Regions from separate parts of the Homo sapiens genome. Here all the other regions are linked to region 4. Evidence: chromatin contacts called from ENCODE Hi-C or POLR2A ChIA-PET data. All regions are on one chromosome and are shown on one strand. The core of a region is the stretch at or near the end of the contact, and the rest is flanking DNA. Distances in the headings are between cores, read along the strand shown.

Region 1 (3,278 bases), core at 51-2,550, 210 kb after region 4:
TCAGGCAAGGACACCTGCATGGACCCAGTCGCTCAAGTCCCAAACCAAGTCCATCCTTGAGTTCTGTCTTTGTCTCCCCTCATCGGGCCGTGGGGAGTAGAGTGAAACCGCAGCTGCAGCCTCCTGGCTAGTCTCTCCACTCCTCTGCCCCCACAGCCCAGTCTCCACGCGGCGGCCAGGGGCGTCTACTGAAAACGAAAATCAGGTCATGTCTCTCTCTTTCTCTTTCTCTCTCTCTTTTTTTTTTTTTGAGATGGAATCTCCCTCTGTTGCGCAGGCTGGAGTGCAACCACCTCCCGGGCTCAAGTGATTCTCCTGCCCCAGCCTCTCAAGTAGATGGGTTTATAGGCCACCCACTACCACGCCCGGCTAATTTTTGTATTTTTGGTAGAGACGGGGTTTTGACATGTTGGCCAGGCTGGTTTCCTGACCTCAAGTGATCCTCCCACTTTGGCATCCTAAAGTGCTGAGATTACAGATGTGAGCCACTGTGCCCAGCCTCCTCTCTCTGTCTCTCCCCACCCCTCCCCTCAAAAATGCGCATTCCTGGTACATTTAAAGCAAAATCCAAATTCCTTTAAGTGGCCTGTGAGTCTCTACCTGATCTTGCCTCACCGACCTCTTGACTGCATCACTGACTGCTCCCCCATCACTGCGCACCCATACTGGCCTTTCTGTTCCTCATACACACAGGGTCGCTCCCGCTGCAGGGCCTTAGCATTCGCCATTCCCTCTGGTGGGAGTGGCCCTTCCCCAGCCCACCAGCCCCTTCTGTCATTCAGGTCTCAGCTGAGGGAGCCTGTGCAGATAAGCCCCTCTCCCCACCCCTCCTGGTTTATTTTCTTCATCTGCATGTGCTTAGCACCCGAAATTGTCTCTTGCTCTCTCCCCATCCTTCACCAGATTATAAACTCCATAAAAGCAGGGTCTTTTGTTGGTTTTGTTCACCGCTGCATCCCAGGCATTCAGTGAGCACTTGTTGAGTGAAGAAATCAGACTCAGTCTTCCCCTCTGTAAAATGGGACCACATCAAACCTCCTGGCAGGGTAGTGGTGTGGCTCAGAGGTAACGTTTGTACACAGTTGGACTTCTTCCCTACTGGCCCAAGGACTTACCTGGCCACCCCTCCTGGAACCCAGCCTCCTCCAGCTCCCCCAAGCCCTCTGCCTTGGGAGCGGACACCTTAGCAGAAGGGCCGTCCTCCAGACCCTTTGCAGCCAGGCCTCTCTGCTCACAGATCCCTGAGGACATCCGGAGGTTGGTGCCCAGAGCCTAGCCCCAGGCTCATGCAAATTCTGTCTTCCAGTTCAGCAGCTGTGGCCTCCTTCACTCGGCCTTTTAAAAGAAATTCTTGGGCTGACTCACACTTCCTTTGTCTCCAGCTGGGTTCACTCAAGTGTCGCTGTTTTGCAAGGCTGAGGTTTGAGTCCCTCAGAAGCAATCTCTGATGCAGGGGCGCTGTGTGCTTCATTGAACTTCGAATGAAGGTCAGGCCCCCCAGAAAACCTCATACCAGGACAGTTGGGAAACTACCCCTCACTGGTGGTCAGGGCATTCTGGGTTGGAGAAACTGCTTTGGGGCTTTGGCAGGTGTTCATTTTGTCCATCCCCCTGCCTCCCACCTAACCCCATCCCAAACTCACTCAAAAAAATGCCCCTACTGCCCTGGGGGGTGCATTTCAACGTCTCATGTACCCCGCTTTTCCTTCCTTCCCTGTGAAATCAGGCGTTTGGATTCAGCGCACTGCTCAGAAGGTTTGTTTCTTTCTGTGCAAACACGTGGAGTGATGCTCTGTCTCGATTTTCTAGAACACTTCCACTTTCACAGAATTGCGGTTATTTTGAGAAAAAGGGTCTGTTACAGGTACAACAATATACTGGTACTGGTCTGCATTTCTTGTTTCTGTCCCTGGAAGAGTTTTTATGTAAATAAAGTCACACTGCTCCAGGGGAAAGGAATTCCTGAGGAATTCCCTGGAGAGAAAGGGATGAGTGATATTTAACCCATTTTCTCCCGTCTCCAGTAGAAAGAACTGGAGCTTTGGAGGCAGGCTGATTTCAGGGTCAACCTCTTCCTGGCTGTGAGGCATTGAGTAAGTTACTTAACCTCTCAAAGGGCCTGAATTTCTTGGGGGTAGATTTAGGGCACAGTTATCCCTGGATACTATTTTTGAGGGGGGAGTCGAACCTTTTTTATTTACTTATTTTTTTTAGAGACAGGGTCTTGCTCTGTCATCCAAGCTGCAGTGCAGTGGCATGATCACAGCTCACTGCAGCCTCGACTTCCTAGGCTCAAGTGATCCTACCACCTCAGCCTCCCAAGTAGCTGGGACTACAGGCACACAACACCATGCCCAGCTAATTTTTTAATTTTTTGTAGAGACGGGGGTCTCCCTGTTACCCAGCCTGGTCTTGAACTCCTGGGCTCAAGCGATCCTCCCGCTTTGGCCTCCCAAAATGTTGGGATTATAGGCGTGAGCCTGGCCTGGAACCTATTTTTAATAAATGGAAGTGAAATTCACGTAACATAAAATTAACTAATTTGAAATGAACAATTCAGTGGTGCTTAGTACATTTACAGCGTTGTGCAACTACCACCTCTCTTTAGTTGGAAAACATTTTCATCATTCCCAAAGGAAACTCTGTATCCATTAAGCAGTCATTCTCTACTCCCTCTTCTCCTTGGTAGTTAACTTAGGTACTACTGGGCTTTCTTGACTGAAGTCCCTGAAGAAGAAACAAATATTTTCCAGCTGGGCCACCACCTGTGACAAGTTGTCATTTGCACGGGGCTGGGATTCTGTTCTGGGTATGTATGTGCCATTCTATATATATGTGTGTGTGTATATATATATATATATATATATTTTTTTTTTTTTTTTTTTTTAATGCAGAGACTCACTCTGTTGACCGGGCTGGAGTGTAGTGGCATGATCTCAGCTCATTGCTACCTCCGCCTCCCAGGTTCAAGCGATTCTCCCACCTTAGCCTCCTAAGTAGCTGGGACTACATGTGTCCACCACCATGCCTGGCTAAGTTTTGTATTTTTTGGAAGAGACAGGGTTTTGCCATGTTGGCCAGGCTAATCTCGAACTCTTGACCTCAAGTGATCCACCCACCTCAGCCTCCCAAAGTGCTGGGGTTACAGGTGTGAGCCACTGCGCCCAGCCCCCCATTCTCTAAATTTTGACACAGCTGAGAGTCATCTAACCACCACCACAACCAGTACACAAAATAATTTCATCCCTCCAAAAAATTCCCACTTGCTACCCTTTTGT
Region 2 (3,550 bases), core at 909-3,408, 130 kb before region 4:
AGCAAGCCAGTTCTCAGCCCCAGGAATCATATGGAAAGCATCCTCAGGACCCTTCAGCTGTTGGAGCATTGCCCGGGCAGGGTCTCCTCCAGAGAGCATGGCCGCCAACTGCCCACAGCGGGAACGTCAGTGGAGAGAGTTAGGACTTTTCTCTGAGACTCCTCCCTCACCGGTTTGCTTTGTAAAGGACCAGTAGCCCATGCACCCAATTACTTGTTTCAGTATCTCACAGAAAACATAGCTTGTAATTCATTGTTCCTCAAACTTGAGTAATACATCCCTTTTAAAGATAAACAACCTGAAGCCCTGTTTCCCCCTGCATTTTCATTTAGCTTAATGAAAATGTGACCTAAATGTGTGAAAAACCTAAAATCAGGTATAAATCCTGTGTCCTGAAAGCCCCTACTTCAATATAAAATCATTGCATACTTGCAAATTATTTTACAAGCATAGCTAGAAAACCATGAAAATTTTTATGGATGACGTTAATTTGGTGTGACAGGTGATGCTGTCCTCCTAAAACCAAACTGCTAACAGAGTGTGGTGTAGGCAGCTGGGCCCAGCTTTTTGAGTCTGGCCTGCACGTGCTTCCACGTACCTTACAGTTACTCACCCTCCCTCTTTTTTGGGTTCAGAGCCAGGGAAATGAGCACTGTGTGTGTCCACAGGCAGGAATTGGTTGCTTTGTTCAGGGGGGCCTTTGTAGGTGCTCACTGAATGCTTGTGGACTGAAAAGAAGGAATAAATGATCAGTTAAGGCCGCATTCATTCAAGGTACGTAACGGATATTTGAGAATGAATGACCACAGTGATTGGTGTTTTGTGTTGTTGGTAGAGTGATGTGTGGCAGTAATTCGGCCATAAGGAAGGTGAGAAAAATCATCATTGCTAACATTTAAGGGCCTGCCAAGCCTTGGACGTGGGTTAACTCATTGAATCATACTATGTGGTCTCTGTGATAGAAAAGGTTCCCAGTATTTTTTTAAAAGATGCAATTTTTTATAGGGAGGTGCCACATGGCCATTCTGCCTGTACCTTTTATCTAATTTGAATTCTATGTATTTGTTAGAATAATATATTCCCCTTGTTCAAACAGTACAAAACATGGCATGTGAAAAGTCTCTCTCACTCTATACCCTGAGCACCCAACTGCACTCCCCAGAGGCAGCCTGTGTTGATTTTTGCCTTCACTTTTTAAAAAATAATTTTTTTTAAACAACGTTTTTTAAAGTTAAAAAGTTCAAACATGTAAAAACCGGGTTTCTGTTCTAGTTTTGTTCAGGCTCCTGACTTCTATCCCCAGAGACAATTAGGGTTACAGGGTTCTCGTATGTCCTAACAGAGACATCTGTCAGGGGTTCTTAACTAGGGGCAATTTTGCCCCTCAGGGGATACCTGGCAGTGTCTGGGGAGATGCATTCAGTTGTCATGACCGAGGCTGGGGTGCTACTGACATCTAGTGGGTGGAGGTCAGGGATGCTGCTCACCAGCCTGCAGTGTCTGGGACAGCCTCCCTCCATACTCAGTTATAGCCCAAATTGTCAGCAGTGCCAAGATTGAGAAACCCTGGCCTATGCATATGTAAATAAGCAAATACAAACATGCACACGCTTTTCTATGCAAATGGTAGATAAGCCACACCCTGTGCTACACCCTCTTGCCTTTACATTTTAAAACAAAATAGCAGGCATGTCTAGGCCAGCTTTGCAAGACAGTTTTGAATACCCTGATTCTTAAAGCTGGTCCTCTGAACATTGGGCAACAGGTGTGGGAGCAGGGCCAGCTTAGCCCAGAGGCAGCCCTCTGATTTTGCATCCTGGCCCACCTGGGTTTGCCTCTGTCTCGTGTGATTTTCAGCCCCGTAGTTCACATACCTCCTGACGATGCTGTGGAATCCCCGTGTGCTAAAACCCACCACAGGGTCAGAGCTCCCTCCCGTGATGGAATCTCTGTGTAGCCAACCCTCTGCCAAGTCCTTGATTGGAACAAAACTCTCCGGCCCCTTCTTCTTGTATCACTAAAGTATTGGGACAGTGCCTTCTAGTCTTCTCATAACCAAATTTGACACTAAAATGCCCATGGAAAGGAAGGAGTGTGCTGGTTTGGCTGTTCTTTCCCGCATTGCTCCACTTCAGCCGGATTTGGCTTCACCCAGCCATGAGGGACAGTCTCGCATTAATGCACTTCCTTCCGAGGAAGAGCAGCCAGCCAAATAGGCAACAGTCTGAAGGAGAGACTGACCTTACAAGAGTGGAACCGAGTCCTGCTTCCTGTGGCTCATTCTTTGAATTTTGCATCGTAGGAATTGCTGCTTAATACAGGACTTAGGTAGCCCAGCCTGGTCGCTTCTGATCCAGGAAGCAAGAGGTTGAAAATACCGCACACTTTCATGCAAATCCCGTTTCTTTTTTTTCCGCCAGGTCTTCTTAATTATACATCATGCACCGCTGGTGAACTCGTTAGCTGAAGTCATTCTGAATGGTGATCTGTCTGAGATGTACGCTAAGACTGAACAGGATATTCAGAGAAGTTCTGTAAGTCATTAGCTTCGGGACTGACCTTAACAGGAAACCATTGCTCATTTTGCTAATCTGTGTGTTTCTCTAAAATCAGAAACTAACATTCTGAATATATAGCAGTGATGATGCATAAGCTGGTCCGGGATTCAGTGAACCTAATCAGAGTCTTGATTGCATACCCAAGAGAAGCTGGGATCAGGGACCACCTGGATTTGATTGATTGTGTGTTCTTAAACATGGAATTGTACCACTCCGGGCCTTAGGTTGCATATCTGTGAGACACTGTTATCGGGACACAGTGAGAAAATGCCTTATCAGAGGAACTAATGTCTACAGAAGTTGGGCGATGAACATCCATGAATGACTCAGGCCCCAGGTGAGGGCAGTAGAGAGTGGCGAGGGGTGTGGCAAATTGGAGAGTGTATGCCACCTTGGCGAGCAGCTCCTGTTCTACCCCAGGCTGCTGCTGTTCTGCAGGAATATGGATGTAGGATTACTAGGTTTTTTCATGTTTCTAGAGAAGCGGGAAAAACGCATTGTTACGTGTAATCTCTAGTTTTAAATGATCATCAAGCTTTGGACTAAGTAGCATGTTTGTGGTCTGCAGGAAGGAGCTTTGGCGTTCCATTTGGTACACTGCTGAGGGAAAACACCTGATGGCCAGTGTTGTGACTTCTCTTGAAGCTTTTCCATCTTGTCCTCTGTATATCTCTGCTGTCATCTCTCAGATCCTGCTCACATGTCCTGAGCTCCAGCTGCCTTAATCCTGGTCTGACTTGCTTTTCCCCCAGCATGTCCAGCATTTGTGCCTTTGAACCTGCGCCTTTACCGTACCTACAGCCTGGTTCCTGATGCACCTGGTTCCCTCTTTTCAAAGGTCTTACCCACTCTAAGCTCCTTATGGCAGGGATCTCACCTGTCACTGAATCAGCTGCAGTCTGGGCTGCACAAATGCTCATCTCACTTATGCGGAGCCCAGGCTGCAGCTGATTCAGTGACAGGTGAGATCCCTGCCATAAGGAGCTTAGAGT
Region 3 (3,376 bases), core at 719-3,218, 150 kb before region 4:
CAAAGTACTGGGATTGCAGGCATGAGCCACTGTGCCCAGATCTAAAACTCATTTAATACTCATAATTATATCTTATTCCTTTGCTGGGAATTCCAGTTGTGGCGGGTGACAATGGGTGGCATGACCTGTGCAGATACCTTGGGGGAGAGGGGTGAATCTAATACTTGTGTTGTGAATGAAACCAGATAATAATTTCTGTTTCCACATGTGGAAGCAAGCCACTGATGCTTTTCCATTCTCTCCCCAGCTTCTTCCTGGAGAAGAATATGTTTGTTTTCTTCTTGAACATCTTGCGGCAAAAGTCGGGCCGTTACGTGTGCGTTCAGCTGCTGCAGACCTTGAACATCCTCTTTGAGAACATCAGTCACGAGACCTCACTTTGTAAGGACATTCCTTGGTATTTGCCTCTGTGCTGCTGTGCATGTAGCAGGGTGAAGTTGGGCGTGGTTTTCTGTGTCTGCGCTTACTATTCGTCGGCTCAGGCTATCCTAACAAAATACCATAGACTGAGTGGGTTAAACAATAGAGATTTGTTTTCTCACTGTTCTGGAGCATTGAAGTCCAAGATTGGCCAGGCATGGTATCTCATCCCTGTAACCCCAGCACTTAGGAGGCCAAGGTGGGCAGATCACTTGAGCTCAGGAGTTTGAGAACAGCCTGGACAACAAGGTGAAACCCCGTCTCTACAAAAAACCACAAAAATTAGCTGGGTGTGGTGGTGTGCACATGTAGTCCCAGCTACTCAGGAGGCTGAGGCAGGAAGATTGTTTGTCAAGGAAGTCGAGGTTGCAGTGAGCCGTGATTGTGCCACTGCACTCCAGCCTGGGTGACAGAGCAAGACCTTGTCTCCAACAACAACAAAAAAAAAAGTTCAAGATCAAGTTGCCAGCAGGGTTGGTTTCTAGTGAGGGCTCTCTTCCTGGCTTGCAGACGGCCACCCTCTTGCTGTGCATGGCCTTTCATCTGTGTGTGAGTGGAGAGAAATTGAGAGAGTGCTAGCTGGTGTCTCTTCCTCCTTCTATGGGGACGCCAGTCCTATTGGATGAGAACCCCCACCCTTATGACCTCATTAACCTTAATTACCTCGCCAAAGGCCCTGTCTTCAAATACAGCCACAATGGGGGTTAGAGCTTCAATGTAGGAACCTGAGGGAGACATAGTTCAGTCCCTAAGCCTGTGTTTGTTTCTGTGTGGTGGGTACTATCAGAGGGTTCCCCTCTGCTGATGATGCTGGGGGTGTTTGCAGTTCTTCTTTATGACTTGCTATTAAAGAGTTGGGGTCGCTGAATCATCAGCCAATGGAATAAGCACTGGAAGAAGTAAGACAAGGAAGATCTCTGCCAGAGGGCAGGCAAGGGTGTGTGCATTGGTACCAACCCTCCTGCTTCAGTCCCTCCACCCAGCTAGTGAGTGTGTGACTCCGAACTTCTTACCTGCCCTCACTAAGCCTCAGTTTCGTCATCCGTAATAACCACCCCTGAGAGGCAGGTGCCATCAGTGCTTTCATTTTAACACCCAGGCGCCAGCTCTAGCAAAGCCAGAATAGAGAAGGGGTTTCATCCCAGGCGATTAGCTCAGTGGTCTTCAGTGAGGGGACATTTGGCATCATCTAAAAACATTCTTGGGGGTGCTGCTGACATCTAGTGGGTAGAGGGTAGGGGTGCTGCTAAGGACAGGCCCCCCACAACAGGGAATTACCCAGCCCAAATTGTCCCCAGTGCCGAGGCTGAGAAACCCTGGTTTGGTTCCTAATCCTCCACGCTAGACTGCTAGCTTTGTTATTCCAAGGTGACTTCACCAAGCCCGGGCCCTGCCCGCCAGAAGTGGGGGACAAGTGGCCAAATGTCTATATCAGAGGCAGGCTCTAAGTCCCCAGGACAGGTCTGAAAAAAGTCTGCAGTGGGCAGAAAGAGGTAGAGATGGTGGCATTCCTCTGGCCAAGAGGGAGAGGTGAAAGGGCTGCTGAGTGATGGCTCTCGCAGCCGCCGCTAGGTGGTGCTGCTGCCTCAGAGACGCCTTATGCTTCCCGGTGACCGCAAGTTGACAAATGTGGGCCGACTCCTGTCTCCCTAAATGGTTTCCCTTGTTACCAGCGCCTGTTTCACTGGATGTGAAATGACTGCGGTTTCTAAAAGCTCTGAGGGGAAGATCCAGCTCAGTGGCACAGGCCCTTGACTCAGACTGAACCAGGTCCCAGGCCCAGTTCTGCCCCACACTGGCTCCCTGCACGTGCCTGGACAGTGAAGGCTCCGAGCTGCTGTTTGTGCATCTGTCAAGAGGAGAGCACAGTGGCTGCAGCATAGAGTGGCTGGGCGTGAGCGTGAGAGCAGGTGTTCAGAGCGAGGCACAGGGTCTGGCAGATAGGACATGGCCATGGTGTCGGTTTTATCCTTTAAGGCAACATCACCCTCAGTGTCCCTGCCCTGGGAAGCCTCTCAAAGTCCAGCTAGGCACGGGGTGACTGGATTGAGATGGGGGTGGGGCGATCAAAACTTACGGCTTTTAGAGTGTTTCTCTGAATTATGTGGCTTTTAAAAATTGTATATATTTAATGTGTACAACTTGATTTAATATATACATATACACAAAAAAATGTGTACATTGTGAAATAATCACGGCAATCAAGTGAATTAACATATCCATCACCTCACTTTTGTGCGTGTGTGTGGGTGGGGGTTGTGTGTGCACCTTGGGTGATGAAAATATGCAGTAGATCTGTTAGCAGATTTCAAGTCTGTAACACAGTAGGATGACCTGTAGTCACTGTGCTGTACATGAGAGCTCCGGAACTTACTCATCGTGCGTCGTACCCTTTGATCAGCGTCTCCCCATTTCCCTCCTCCCCAGTCCCTGGTAACCACCCTTTGACTCTCTGCTTCTATGAATTTGACTGTCTTAGATTCTCCCTGTAATTGAGATCATGCAGTATGCGTGGCTTTTCTTGTCCTGGCACCGAAAAGGGTGCCCTGCTGTGGGAAACCCAGGCAGATGCCCCTGGCTTTATAGCCCCTTCACCACAGTGCTTTTATAAGCCCTGCAAAAAGGGTAGAAATCATTGCACGTTTACAGAACTTGGATTTGTAAGGGGTGAGGAGGATAGAAGACCTTTGCTTTTATTTTTGTTTTCTAATCACAGAAGAAAAAATGTCCTCATTGTTAAATAACGAAAAGCCAAATGTTAGAAAAATGTAAAGTCAAGTTTCTGCAGAATTCAACCCTAACGATCCATTGTGCACCAGCCATTCTGCTGTTTGCTTTTCTTTTTCCCACCTTCCCAGTGTATCCTAGATCTCATTGTCCCGTTCTGTAACCCTGCCTGGTTTGGTTTAGGAGTGGCAGCTTGTTGTGCTATAATCTATTTAACCTGACCACGGGC
Region 4 (3,155 bases), core at 519-3,018:
GCCCCAGTAGGCACCAGACTGTGCACGTGCACATGTGAGCTGAACTGGACACCAGAGCTCTTGAACTCACAGGTGTGACTGTGAGAAGAACTCACACTTGGAAACATCCACAGCTATGTCCCAAGGGTGCTGTCAGAGAGCTCTTGGCTTCACGCCATCACCTGGTTCTCAGTGATTGTCTATCATCTGCATGATCAGGCAGAGCCCGGCTGGCCAGCAGCTTGGCCTAGTGCTGCTCCCCAACCCTGGCTGGGCCTCATAAAGACCTGAGTCCCTTTGTGTAAAGCTGTGGAAAGAGACTCACTTATTTCTTTATTCAATTTTAAGTGTGCAAATAACATACCTATTTTCCCTTTAGAAAATCAGAGCAGTGTGTAGAAACTAAAATCGGCCTGTAATTCCAGCACTTTGGGAGGCTGAGGTGGGAGGATCCCTTGAGCCAGCAGTTCGAGTCCAGCCTGGGCAACATGGCACAACCCCATCTCTACAAAAAATAAAGAATTAGCTGGGCATGGATGGTGCATGCCTTTAGTCCCAGTAACTTGGGAGCCTGAGGTGAGAGGATCACTCGAGCCTGTGAGGCCGAGGCTGCAGTAAGCCATGATCGCTCCCCTGTACTCCAGCCTGGGTGACAGAGTGAGACCCTGTCTCAAAGAAAAAAAACAGAAAGAAAAAGAAACTAAAATCACCTTGGAGCTTCTTTTTCTACTCATCGTATGTTCTTGAGACTTGGCTCTCTTGAACTCTCTGGAAGGCGAATTCATTCCATGTCATTGCTCCTTGGTGTTACACAGAAGGAATAAACACATTTTAGTTAGGCTTTCCCTTCTTGCTGGAAAATTGACTCTTCACAGTCTTTTAGCCCACGCGTGTGAGTGTTTTTCTTGGGAACATACCAATTGCTAGGTCATAGAATGTGAAACTTTCGGTTTTAATAAATAATGCTAATTTGTCCTTCAAAACGGCTATGCTAATTTATTCTCCCACTAGCAGCTTTTGAGAAATGCCAGTTTCTCTGCATCCTCATTATACCTGATGTTATCAGACATGTTTATTCTTGCCAATCCTATGGGCAGAAGATGGTATTTTGAGTTGTTTCCTGATTTCCCATGAGGATGGCCGTGTGTGTGTGTGTGTGTGTGTGTGTGTGTGTGTGTGTGTGTGTGTGTGTTTATTGGCAATCCCCATTCCTGGCTGCCCCCTTCCCCTCATCTGTGAATGGCCTATGCAAATCCTTCACGTTTACTACTGTATCTTTGGCCTCTTAAATCATAGGGATAATTGATCTGATCATTGTCTTCTGATAATTTTCTTAATAGAATCCTAAGCCCCACCCCTGTAGAATTGGAGATTCGATGGGCAGTGAGATCTGGGGATGGTGGATGGATGACCAGGCAGTCTCATGTCACCTGTCAGCTGCACTGGCCTCTCCTTGCCATGGCCACTCCTGAGTGTCAGGCAGGGAGGCTGCCACATACCACGACAGAGCCGTCTGCCACCAAGTCCTTCCCATGGTACCTTAGCACTCAGCATACTCCTGCTGGCTCCCAAATGCATGCATGAAGCCTGCAGGCAGAGGCTTTAGAGGGTGGGCCGAGTTGGATTCCATTCAGCATTTCTCTCCTGGATTTCTCCTCAACCCAAGACCCCATGGCAGTCCCAAGGTGACTAGCCTGTGTCCCCCAGGGCTCCACAGCCAGGGTGTGGAGCAGCCGAGGACTGGGGCAGGGTACAGGAGTTCCCTAAAATGATACTGGCGGGACCCACAAAGGAGTCACCCAAAACCCGCAATTCCTTGATCTCCCTTGCGGATAGCATTTGCTTGTAATCTGTAGAAGCCGCTTCATTTCTCCTTAACTGCCCCACAGCCTCTGAAAAGCGAGAGCTCCCTCCCTGGGATCCTTCCTGTCTCACTGGTGTGGCCGCATTTTAGTTTTCTTATGAAATCTCTCACTGTGTTCTCACAGGGCTTTGATGTCTCAATTACATTTCTGAAAGCTGTTCCGTTCTGGGGTTTTATCCTTCCTTTTTTGTTCTTTGTGGTGGAGGTGGCAGGTCTTTCTTCCGCTGAAGCCCCTCAGGCAGCCAGGCTCTATGAGGGAGTCGCACTGCCTGGGACAAACCCCATTGACACTGACGTGTATGACTGTGTCCGTTTTCCCAGATCAAACTCTCAGATGAACTTCTTTTGTGAATGTGAAAACAGAAGGTAGTCAAGTTGTCCTGTGTAGAGTGAGGAAAGGGAAAGGAGAGGAGGGGGAAGGAGGATAGAAAGAGAAAGAAAGGAAAGAACATGTTTATTGTTTTTGTTCTATTTTTAAAGAGTATTTTTTAAAAGATTCCCACTGAGAAAATGCTTTAAGTTTTGTTTGTTTGTTTTGAGACAGGGCTCATCACTCTGTCACCCAGACCGGAGTTCAGTGGTGTGATCACGGCTCTCTATAGCCTCAACCTCCCTGGGCTCAAGTGATCCTCCTGCCTCAGCCTCCTGAGTAGCTGGGACTACAGGCACATGCCACTACAGCCAGTTGATTTTTCTACTTTTAGTAGAGGTGAGGTTTTGCCATGTTGCACAGGCCGGTGTGGAACTCCTGGGCTCAAGCGATCCACCCATCTCAGTCTTCAAAAGTGTTGGGATTATAGGCATGAGCCACCACGCCCGGCCTGTTTTAAGTATTGAGTAAAGAAAACAAACCCTACCTACCACAAAGAAAATGTTTATAAGAATGAATATGATGACTTCCTTTTTTAATAATGTAGAAGACTAGTCATCTAGAGAATCATCCAGTATGGAACTAAAAATTCATCATAAGATAAACATACTATTGTACATTTTATGTTAATATAATATATTTCATAATATATTAAAACATATATATTATAAATTTTTTTAAAGACAAGGTCTCACTATGTTGCCCAGGATGAACTCTTGGGCTCAAGCAATCCTCCCACCTTGGCCTCCCATAGTGCTGAGATTACAGGCATGAGCCACCGTGCCCAGCCCTAAAATATGTTTTTTAAAAAATATTTTCAAATACCCGGCTGGACTGTTGGGAAAGGAAAGAAGGTTCTTGCTGTAGATAATAAGAAAGCACAACTGGGCCAGATGTGGTAGCTCATGCCTCTAATCCCAGCACTTTGGGAGGTCAAGGCAG

The links. Hi-C counts contacts between places; a loop is a spot of excess contacts on that map. ChIA-PET counts read pairs that join two places held with the same protein, here RNA polymerase II (POLR2A). Pooled maps may share reads with other maps.
Region 1: a pooled map shows a loop between it and region 4 (2.6-fold over the local background). The contact joins two enhancer-like sites. A Hi-C loop is called at or near these places in 2 of 37 single-sample maps with no recorded cell type and 6 of 50 pooled maps. POLR2A ChIA-PET finds 5 or more read pairs at or near these places in 2 of 52 experiments (Caco-2 and activated CD4-positive, alpha-beta T cell).
Region 2: a pooled map shows a loop between it and region 4 (4-fold over the local background). The contact joins two enhancer-like sites. A Hi-C loop is called at or near these places in 20 of 168 maps with a recorded cell type or tissue (B cell, IMR-90, K562 and 12 more), 7 of 37 single-sample maps with no recorded cell type and 25 of 50 pooled maps. POLR2A ChIA-PET finds 5 or more read pairs at or near these places in 9 of 52 experiments (AG04450, HEK293, activated CD4-positive, alpha-beta T cell and 3 more).
Region 3: a pooled map shows a loop between it and region 4 (4-fold over the local background). The contact joins two enhancer-like sites. A Hi-C loop is called at or near these places in 20 of 168 maps with a recorded cell type or tissue (GM12878, IMR-90, K562 and 12 more), 5 of 37 single-sample maps with no recorded cell type and 24 of 50 pooled maps. POLR2A ChIA-PET finds 5 or more read pairs at or near these places in 6 of 52 experiments (GM12878, activated B cell, activated CD4-positive, alpha-beta T cell and 3 more).

What each region holds. Positions count from the first base shown.
Region 1 is chr16:11,327,356-11,330,633 of GRCh38, forward strand. The region is part of intron 1 of LOC105371082 (a long non-coding RNA gene); the gene reads left to right. Among named protein-coding and RNA genes, the nearest start is that of RMI2, 16 kb to the right of the region's middle. RefSeq lists enhancers at 1-50, 141-210, 271-330, 1,221-1,270, 1,329-2,108. Within about 2 kb of position 1,301, at least 20 of the 41 ENCODE cell types and tissues checked have a DNase peak (open chromatin) inside an H3K27ac peak, as active enhancers do.
Region 2 is chr16:10,980,458-10,984,007 of GRCh38, forward strand. It overlaps CLEC16A (C-type lectin domain containing 16A), which reads left to right. Exons shown (of 24, transcript NM_015226.3): 10 at 2,421-2,534. Among named protein-coding and RNA genes, the nearest start is that of CLEC16A, 38 kb to the left of the region's middle. RefSeq lists an enhancer at 1-446 and a silencer at 1,513-1,582. Within about 2 kb of position 2,159, at least 7 of the 41 ENCODE cell types and tissues checked have a DNase peak (open chromatin) inside an H3K27ac peak, as active enhancers do.
Region 3 is chr16:10,962,208-10,965,583 of GRCh38, forward strand. CLEC16A (C-type lectin domain containing 16A) reads left to right here. Exons shown (of 24, transcript NM_015226.3): 3 at 248-381. Among named protein-coding and RNA genes, the nearest start is that of CLEC16A, 19 kb to the left of the region's middle. RefSeq lists an enhancer at 3,310-3,376. Within about 2 kb of position 1,969, at least 8 of the 41 ENCODE cell types and tissues checked have a DNase peak (open chromatin) inside an H3K27ac peak, as active enhancers do; they include GM12878, where a contact is called at or near this core.
Region 4 is chr16:11,113,008-11,116,162 of GRCh38, forward strand. The region is part of intron 19 of CLEC16A (C-type lectin domain containing 16A); the gene reads left to right. Among named protein-coding and RNA genes, the nearest start is that of SOCS1, 140 kb to the right of the region's middle. RefSeq lists a silencer at 25-319 and an enhancer at 25-319. Within about 2 kb of position 1,769, at least 4 of the 41 ENCODE cell types and tissues checked have a DNase peak (open chromatin) inside an H3K27ac peak, as active enhancers do; they include GM12878, where a contact is called at or near this core.